2 separate regions of the Homo sapiens genome follow, and region 2 is linked to region 1. A link is an interaction called in ENCODE POLR2A ChIA-PET data of the cell type or tissue named here. Cell type or tissue: Panc1. All regions are shown on one strand.

Region 1 (5,000 bases):
ACTCTGGCCTCTCTGTTGAACAAAGAATGCAGGAAAGAAGACAGAAGGAAACAGGGAGATGGGTTAGGAAACAATTACAGTACCTGTACTGACAGATTTTATACATGAGAGAACTGAGGCAGATGGTTAAATCACCTTCTCTAGCTCTCCAACTGCTAAGTGATGGAGACAGCATTCAAATCTAGGTATTCAACTCCAGAATCTGGAGTAAATATCCACCATTTGAGGATGTTCAACACATTTTATTTATTTATTTATTTTCAGAGACAAGGTCTTATTCTGTGGCACAGGTTGGAGTGCAGTGACACCACAATAGCTCACTGCAGCCTCCAACTCCTGGGCACAAGTGATTCTCCTGCTTCACGCTCCCCAGTAGCTAGGACTACAGACACACACCACCACATCCAGCTAATTTTTGCTTGTTTTTTGTAGAGATGGGGTCTCACTTTGTTGCCCAGGCTAGTCTTGAACTCTTGGCTTCAAGCAATCCACCTCAGCCTCCCAAAGTGCTGAGATTACAGGCTGAACACATTTTATACAGTCTCTCCACATTTCAAAAGTTTTCCACATTGGGAGTCCAGCAGCAACATTTCCCAGACTCCTTTGCAGCTAGAATGCGGAGATACGTAATGGCTTTCACCAATCAGATGCACCCAGGTTTAGATAATAATATAGGAAGAAAAATATTTTATTACATACATATTTTTAATCGATTTATAATTCACATACTATAAAATTCACCCATTTAAAGTGTACCATGCAGTGGTTTTCAGTATACTTACAAAGTTGTGCGGCCATCACTATTATCTAATTCCAAAATACTTTATCACCCCAAAAAGAAACCATATACCCCCTACCCTCTATACCTCATTCTCTCCTTCCTCCAGCCCCTGACCACACTAAGCTATTTTCTGTCTTCATGAATTTGCCTATTCTGTACATTTCATATAAATGAAATCATTCTATACGTGACCTTTTACGTCTGGCTTCTTTCACTTAGTATAACGTTTTCAAGGTTCACTCATGTTATCGTAGGAATCAGTACTTCGTTGTTTCCTACGGCTGATAATATTCCATTTTATCATAGGACAATTTTTATGTGTCAATGTGACTAGATTAGAGGATGGCCCGATATTGCTGGGTATGTCTGTGGGGATATTTCCAGATGAGTTTAGCATTTGGGTCTGTGGACTCAGTAAAGGAGATGGCCCTCCCTAATGTGAGTGGGCATCATCTAATCCATTGAGGCCTGAATAGAACAAAAAGGTGGAGGAAGGAGGAATTTCCTCCTTTTTTCTGCCTTATTGCTTGAGCTGGAACATCTCATCTCATCTTCTCCTGCCCTTGGACTAAAATATACATTATTGGCTCCCCTAGTTTTCAGGCCTTTGGACTTGGACTGAATTGTATGCCCAGCTTTCCTGGGCTCCAGCTTGTAGATGGCAGATCGTGGGATCTCTCAGCCTCCTTAATTACATGAGTTAATTATTCTTCATAATAAGTCTGCATATGCATATACATTTTATGTCTATTGGTTCTGTTTCTCTGGAAAACCCTGACTAATACTATGGGTAGAACGCATTTTGTTTATCCATTCCTCAGTTGACAGACATTTGGATTGTTTCCACCTTTTGGCTATTATGAATAACACTACTATGAACACTCATGTACAAGTTTTTGTGTGAACACGTGCTTTTTATTCTTGTGGTTACGTTAAATTTTAATTTCAGATAAACAATGAATAATATTTCATTCATAATATTAATAACAAGATGTACTTATTAGTATAAGTACATCTAAACTACTGCATAGGACAACTATATTTTAAACTATTTGTTGTTTATCTAAAATTCAATTTTAACTGAAAATTCTTTATTTTATCTGGCAACCCTACCCAGGTGAGACTTGGATATAAAAGGGAGAAATATGAGGCATTCTATCAAATATTTAAGGAAGAAATAATAGTCACTTCACACAATCTTGTCCAGAAAATGCAAGAGGAAGGAATATTTCCCAACTCATTGTATAAAGTCAGCATCATCCAGGCAAAGACATTCCAAGCAAAGACATTTATGGACCAATATCCCTGATAAGGCCAGGTGTGGTGGCTCCCAACTGTAATCCAAGCACTTTGGGAGGCCGAGGTGGGCAGATCACTTGAGTCCACCAGTTTGAGACTAGCCTGGCCAACATGGCAAAACCCTATCTCTACTAAAAATACAAAAATTAGCCGGGTGTAGTGGTACATGCCTGTACTCCCAGCTCCTTGGGAGGCTGAGGTGGGAGAATCTCTTGAACCCAGAAGGTGGAGGTTGCAGTGAGCTGAGATTGTGCCACTGCACTCCAGCCTGGGCAACAGAGTGAGACTCCATCAAAAAAAAAAAAATCCCTGATAAGTATAGATGAAAAAATCCTCAACAAAAAATATTAGCAAATTGAATCTAGAAATGTATTAATGGGATAACAGATGATAACAACAGCCTAGATTCCTCAGGCTCAGCCCTGCTCCCAAAACCAGGGCAGCCCTAGAAGCATCTTCTGAAATTCAAGAGTTTCCAAGATGTACAATTAAAAAAACCACAATTCTAGAGTCAAATTTTGCCCCTAGATTAAGCGTTAGAGAGTGACATATATTTTGCTCCCTTGTAGAATATTTTTCTACAGAATTGGCCCACTTTAAGATACCCTATCATAAGCAGTGGTGTGAAAATCATAAATGTGCATATTTCAGTAGGAACATTATGAAGTATATTATCCATAACATTTCATATCTTTAGGAAACTCAAAATCAAGTAAAACTGTTCTTCTGTAGAACATTTCCGTTCCCTTTTACTTAATCTTATGGAAAATTCTGAATCCTGTGACTGATTGGGTTTCTCACTTTCCTTTGACCACTAGAAGTATTGGAACCAAAGCCAAAACAAAAAACAAACAGAAATATTGGAGCCAAAATTGTGGTCACCTCTAGCAAACATATAAAATGATGTGAGTTTCATTTTGTTTGCTAATCTTCCCTCTGATTTTATTTTCCCCCTACCCTTAAGCGTGTCCTATTTTTTAGTAGGGAACCCCTGTGAAATACTATACAAAAAGACCATCCCCAAGACACATAGTTATCAGATTCTCCATGGTTCAAATGAAAGAAAAATGTTAAAGGCAGCTAGAGAGGAGGATTAAGTTACCTACAAAGGGAACCCCACTAGGCTAACAGAAGATCTTTCAGCAGAAACCTTATAAGCCAGAAGAGATTGGGGAAAAATATTCAGCATTCTTAAAAAAAAGAATTTCCAGCTGGGCACAGTGGCTCACGCCTGTAATCCCAGCACTTTGGGAGGCCGAGATGAGCGGATCACAAGGTCAGGAGATCAAGACCATCCTGGCTAACATGGTAAAACCCCGTCTCTACTAAAAATATAAAAAAAAAATTAGCCAGGCATGGTGTTGGGCACCTGTAGTCCCAGCTACTTGGGAGGCTGAGGCAGGAGAATAGTGTGAACCTGGGAGGTGGAGCTTGCAGTGAGCCAAGATCGTGCCACTGCACTCCAGCCTGGGTGACAGAGTGAGACTCTGTCTCAAAAAAAAAAAAAGAAAAAAAAAAAGAAATTTCCAGCAAAGATTTCATATCCAGCTAAACTAAGCTTCATAAATAAAAGAGAAATAAGATCATTTTCAGATAAGCAAATGCTAGAAGATTGTGTTACCACTAGACCTGCCTTACAAGAGGTCCTGAAGGGAATGCTAAACACCAGCCACTACAAAAACACATTTAAGTACATAGACCAGTGATACTATAAAGCAACCACACAGACATGTCTTCATAATAACCAGCTAACAACATATGACAGGAACAAATCCACACATATCAATAACAACCTTGCATGTAAATGGGCTAAATATCTCCAAATAAAAGGCACAGAGAGGCAAGTTGGATAAAGAAGCAAGACCCAATGTTATGCTGTCTTTAAGAGACCCATCTCACTTGCAGTGAGATAGGCTTGAAGTAAAGGGATGGAGAAAGATTTACCAAGAAAATGAAAAACAGAAAAAAGTAGGGGTTGTTATTCTAATTTTAGACAGAGCATACTTTAAGCTAACAAAGATTAAAAAAAAGACAAACAAGAGCATTTCATAGTGGTAAAAGGCTCAATTCAACAAGAACTAACTGTCCTAAATATATATGCATCCAACACAGGAGCACCCAGATTCATAAAGCAAGTTCTTAGAGATCTACAAAGAGACTTAGATAACCACATGGTAATAGTGGGAGACTCCAATACCCCACTGACAGATCATCAAGACAGAAAACTAACAAAGATATTCAGGATCTGAACTCAACACTTGACCAAATGGATCTAATACATATCCACAGAACACTCCACCTAAAGACAACAGAATATACATTCTTCATATCTGTACATGGCATATGCTCTAAAATTGACCACACAATCAGACATAAAACAATCCTCAGCAAATTAAAAAAACAAAACAAAACAAAAAAATCACACCAACCACACTCTCAGACCACCGTGCAATAAAAATGGAAATTGATACTAAGAAAATAACTCAAAACCATATTCCATGGAAATTAAACAACCTGCTCCTGAATGGCTTTTGGGTAAATAATGAAATGAAGGCAGGAATCAAGAAATTCTTTGAAACTAATGAGTACAAAGATACAACGTACCAGAATCTCTGGGACACAGCAAGGCAGTGTTAAGAGGGAAGTTTGTAGCACAAATGCCTACATCAAAAAGTTAGAAAGATCTCAAATTAACAGCCTAACATCACTAGATGAACTAGAGAGGACTAGAGGAACTAGAGAAACAAGAACAAACCAACCCCAAAGCTAGAAGAAGAAAAGAAATAACCAAAATCAAAGCTGAACTAAAGGAAATTGAGATGTGAAAAACCATTCAGAACATCAACAAATCTAGGAGGTTTTTTTTTTTGAAAAATTTAATAAAATATATAGACTACCAGCTAGACTAATAAAGAAAAAA
Region 2 (5,000 bases), 490 kb before region 1:
TAGTGGACTACGTGCCCAGCCGAAATTTTTTTTTTTTTTTTAAGTGACAGGATCTCACTCTGTCATCCAGGCTGGAGTTCAGTGGTGCAATTATAACTCATTGCAGCCTTGAACTCCTGGGCTCAAGCAATCTTTCTGCCTCGGCCTCTTGAAAAGCTTGTACTAGAGGCATGCACCACCATGCCCAGCTATTTTTGAAATCTTTTGTCGAGATGGGAACTCACTATGTTACCCAGTCTGGTCTCAAACTCCTGGCCTCAAGTGATCTTCCTGCCTCAGTCTCTCAAAGTGTTGAGATTACAGGCATGAGCCACTGCAACTGGCCGAAACATTTACTGGGAAGGAAGAAGAGGAGAATAGTAAAAGAGAAATTGTAGTTTCTGTAACATCTTCCAAAACTGATATAACTTTATCACAGTTTATTTACACAAGAATAGTTTATTTTTGGGAGCTGGATAAACATAACTTATAATTCATGTGTACAAATAAATGTCCAAGAACAGCCAGAGAAATTATGAAATAAAATAATGTGTGGGACATGCTTGCTCAAATGTTAAAATACTTCAAAGGTGACTGAAATTAGAACAATATGATCCTGGCATAGGAATAGACAAGTATGTCATTGAAACAGAATAGAGAACCCAGAAATAGATTCAAGGCAGGACTGCTATCCTCTTGGTTTGCACTATATCCCTGTTGCAGTGGTTTACAGACAGCATCTGTTCTGACTGGTCTGTGCCCATACTGTTTTAATTGTTTATATTTTGGATGTACCCCTGGTCCCAGGACATACGGTAACTTAGTAAATGCAAAATGTTATACTTCGATTCAGTGGTTAAGAATGATTTGCTTCACATATTTAGCTGATAAATGCCTCTCTCTATAGGTTAGACTAAAAAGTGAGACTCTTACCTTATACTATATAAACAAATTTCAGATGGACTTGAGTTATAAATGTTAAAAATGTAACAATGGGGCCAGGTGTGGTGGCTCATACCTGTAATCCCAGCACTTTGGGAGGCTTAGGTGGGAGGACTGCTTGAGACCAGGAATTCAAGACCAGCCTGGGCAACGTAGTGAGACCGCATTTCTACAAAAATACAATTTAAAAATTAGCTGGGTGTGGTGGTGCATAACTATAGTCCCAGCTACGCAGGAGGCTGAGATGAGAAGATTACTTGAGCCCAGGAGCTCGAGTCTACAGTGAGCTACAATCACACCACTGCACTCCTGGGTGGCAGAATGAGACTCTGTCTCTTAAAAAAAAAAAAAAAAAAAAAAGGTAATGATGAAAATTTAGCCCTATAAAATTTCAGTTAGATAGGAGGAATACGTTCAATAAATCTATTGTACAATATGGTGACTATAGTAAATAACTGCATTATTTTCTTGAGAATCACTAAGACAGTAGATTTTAAATATTCTGACCACAAAAAATAAAAAATATGTGAGATAATGTATATGTCAATTAGCTCAATTGAGCCATTCCACAATGTATACATATTTCAAAACATCATGTCATATGTGATAAATATACACCATTTTTATTTGTCAATATAAGAAAATATAAAAAAGAAATTTTGCCCTAGATGTTGGAGGGATTTTATTTTTTAGATGGAGTTTCACTCTTGTCACCCAGCTGGAGTGCAATGGTGCTATCTCGGCTCACTGCAACCTCCACCTCCCAGGTTCAAGTGATTCTCCTGCCTCAGCCTCCTGAGTAGCTGGGATTACAGGCGTGAGCCACCGCGCCCAGCCGATGTTGGAGGGATTTTTTAGCAGGAAACCCAGAAGCTGTAAAAGTAAAAGGAGAGAACTACTCAAATATAAGAAATATTATAGTGTGGAAAAAAATACCACAGACAAATTAAAAAGACAAATAATAAATTAGGAAAAATATTTCCAGTGCATGTGAAAAATAAAAGGTTAAGAGTTTTACTGCACAAAAGGCTAAGAAGGTCACATAATTAAAAAAACAGTCAAAGGACGTAAACAGGCAATTCACGTAAGAGCAAATCCAAGATGGCCTCTAAACATAGAAAAAGATGCCAAAACGATTAATCTCACGGGGAGTCAGGGAACTGCAAATTGAAGAAACAAGTGAGCTTTCTCTCTACAGACATCATATTGGCAAAAATGAAAAAGGGATAACAGCTACTGCTTTCAGGAATATGTGGAAAAGGCTATTTTCACACATTGCTAATAGAAATGTGAATTGTTATAGTATTTTGGAAAGCGAAATTAAAATTAAAAAGATATATACTCTTTTTCTCAGCAATCTATTCGTAGGAAGAATTTTCCTACTTACGTAAAAGCATTAGTATGAAAAGCTACACACAGAAAGATATTTACTGCATCCTGGTGTGCCACTGGGATAAAAAAAGTTAAAAATTAAGTGTTAGGTAGAAAAACGATTAAATAAATTATGCTTCATGCATACAATAGAAAAATTATGCAGCTATTAAAAAGAATGATTTAGAACTATCCAGGGTTTTTGGAGGGGAATCCATGACAGTTTAGATGAGAGAGGCAAAATGCATAGAATGCCTATTACCCACAGACACACAGGGTATATATGTATCTGATTTCATAAGCATGGGGAAGGAAAAGAACATATGTATACCATATTTTGATATTGATTCCCAAAGATGAAGAAAACAACCAACCAAGCAATATTTTAAAAATTAAGGGCCATAATAAGAATAGCATGCATGTTACTCTCTTTATATAAATGTGTATACGGAGATGTGTGATGTGTGAAAGGACAGGTGCCAAAATGTTAACGTGGTTATCACAGGGTGATGAGGTTTCAGGACATTTTTACTTTCTTTCTGTCTATAACTTGTTTTTGAATTTTTTCAAAATTCATTACTTATATAGTCAGAAAAGCATAAAGCCGTTTTCATTATTGGGGAAATAAATAAGTGAATGAAAATCCTCAATAAACTTCTTGTTAAATTAGATATTAATTTAGGAAGAAACTTGAAATGTCATGAAAATACTTAGGCAATATTGAATCGTCTCTTCCTTTATTTAAACTTGATTTAAAACAATAAAAATATTTAAGTACTTTTAAGTGTTTCTTTCCAGTTTGCTACCTTAGGTAATAAAACGTAGCAAACTTAGTCAGTTACGTCTGACTAAGATTTTGTTATTGAGAGAGAAACTTTTCACTGTGATTCAAAAGAACAAAATTTGTTAAAAGGTTTATTTTCTTTTAATACTTTTTATGAATTCCTTTAATTTTTTTTCTTCAATGGCCCACAACCTCATATTCTGAGACCTGCTATTTCATGGTTTATTCCCTCACTCTGCTTCTTTAAATCTGATTGAACTTTTCGGTTATCAACTATACTATAACAAACTTATTATTAGAGCACTTTGGCTTTCTACAGCCTCAACACAGAATTTATAGTGTTTCTCATTATTTCCTTGTGAGTCCATTCATATGTATGTACAACTTCTTTTAAATAAGTGAAAAGCTGTTTACAAAAGAAAAGCTAAGTCATAACTGTGAAAGGAACTCTACCTGTTACACTATGAAGTGGTATTAAAGGGAAAAGACAGCAGTGAAAGCTCTATCAGCATAAACTGTGACTGATTAGACACGGAGAGATAGGGCACTGTTTCAAACAGCTTCGCCAGACACATAAACACATTTTTCTCTTTTCTGACTCCCCTGGGCTTCTACATTCCAGCCCTCTTGTCATTGTCTACCCACGCAGTCTTTTTCTTCTTTCTCTGACTGAAACATCTTCATGGTCTTTTTGAGTATTGTATTCCAGCAACTTTTCTTTTATTTCACAATGAGAGGTTTATTGGTATCTAGATTTAATAAATATATTCTCTCTTCAGTGACCAGGTTTTTGAAAAGCAAAAAGGATAGACCCAGCAGAATTTCAGGAACATTCCATATTCCCTGAGTGAGACGCCTTAGTACGTAGCCCTGGATCCAGAGTGCTAAACAGCTTCATTCCTCCTCTGGCTAAAAGCCTCACTTTGTTATGGGTTGCAGGTAGGGCACTCATTTGCCCCCTAACCTAGACCAGTTCTGCTTTTCTAGAGGCAATAAAATTCATGATCATGTAAAAAATGAGATCTTGTAATACCTACCCAATAGGGAAATTATGAAACAGCCATGTTTTAATAGCACTTTCCAGCCCACTGCCGAAAGAGCTGTGGAAATCCAATGTTAGTCTTGTTTTTGTGGCTAGTATGACTTATTTTGCTTCAGTGATGCAACAGGTAAGCAAACAATGGTTGCTTATGATCAAGGTAAGATTTGAGATTTACATATGACACCTTTAAAGAAGCAAAGACATCTATCTTTCCTTAACAAAAATCTTACTCAACTGGCTCTCTGTAATGACTGGGTATCAGCACAAATCAGATAATGTGTTTTGATGTTTTAGAAAATTCCAGTTGCTCTTGAGGCTTCATTATTGACAAGGGCTATCAGGCTTTCCAAGAGGGTCTTATCTGCAAGCTGCAGCAGTTACTGCATGAGCTGCCAAACAGGTTCAGTGGGATTACACAGCTGCCTTGGAGCTGGAGGCCAGGCGGGGTGAACTCCCTGCTTTCTCTTTTCAAGGCCTGCAGGCTTTGACCTGTAAATAGGTGCCTAAACAGGGTCTAATCTGTCACACAAATATGCCTTAGCAAAAGTGGTAATGTCCCTTATTACCTGGTTTAGCAACGATTCCAAGACATATATTTAGAGAGGTACTTGTATAAATTGCTATACTTGAAGCTATGCCTGGTGTTTCTATAAAACTCTCTTAAGAGATGATATAATGGTTCACATTTTATTTATAGCAGCCAATGGAAACAAGGCCTTTCCTATAACCCCAGCTCTCAAGAGCAGTTCTAAAATAACAAACCAACATGTGCAATTTGAAGATATGCCCTTTAGGCTGAGCTCAAGTGTTCTGTTCTTAGGGGATTGCACTTTACCCTTTTGAGATGACTTCTCCCCTCTGCCTGCCATGATTTATGATCTT

The links. Peaks named below come from ENCODE experiments on the same cell type or tissue, not always from the same donor. Only the 100,000 strongest peaks of a DNase experiment are listed, where the experiment ranks them.
Region 2: POLR2A ChIA-PET joins it to region 1 with 6 read pairs; 2 of 35 experiments call an interaction of 5 or more read pairs at or near these places.

The regions. Positions count from the first base shown.
Region 1 is chr1:84,730,662-84,735,661 of GRCh38, reverse strand. No RefSeq gene overlaps it. Among named protein-coding and RNA genes, the nearest start is that of SSX2IP, 43 kb to the right of the region's middle. In Panc1, a CTCF peak has its summit at 1,327; no DNase peak of the experiment used is centred here.
Region 2 is chr1:85,224,782-85,229,781 of GRCh38, reverse strand. LOC105378821 (a long non-coding RNA gene) reads right to left here and starts at 4,203. Exons shown (of 3, transcript XR_947548.3): 1 at 4,114-4,203; 2 at 998-1,090. RefSeq lists a silencer at 4,498-4,658. In Panc1, no CTCF peak of the experiment used is centred here; no DNase peak of the experiment used is centred here; H3K27ac peaks cover 921 bases.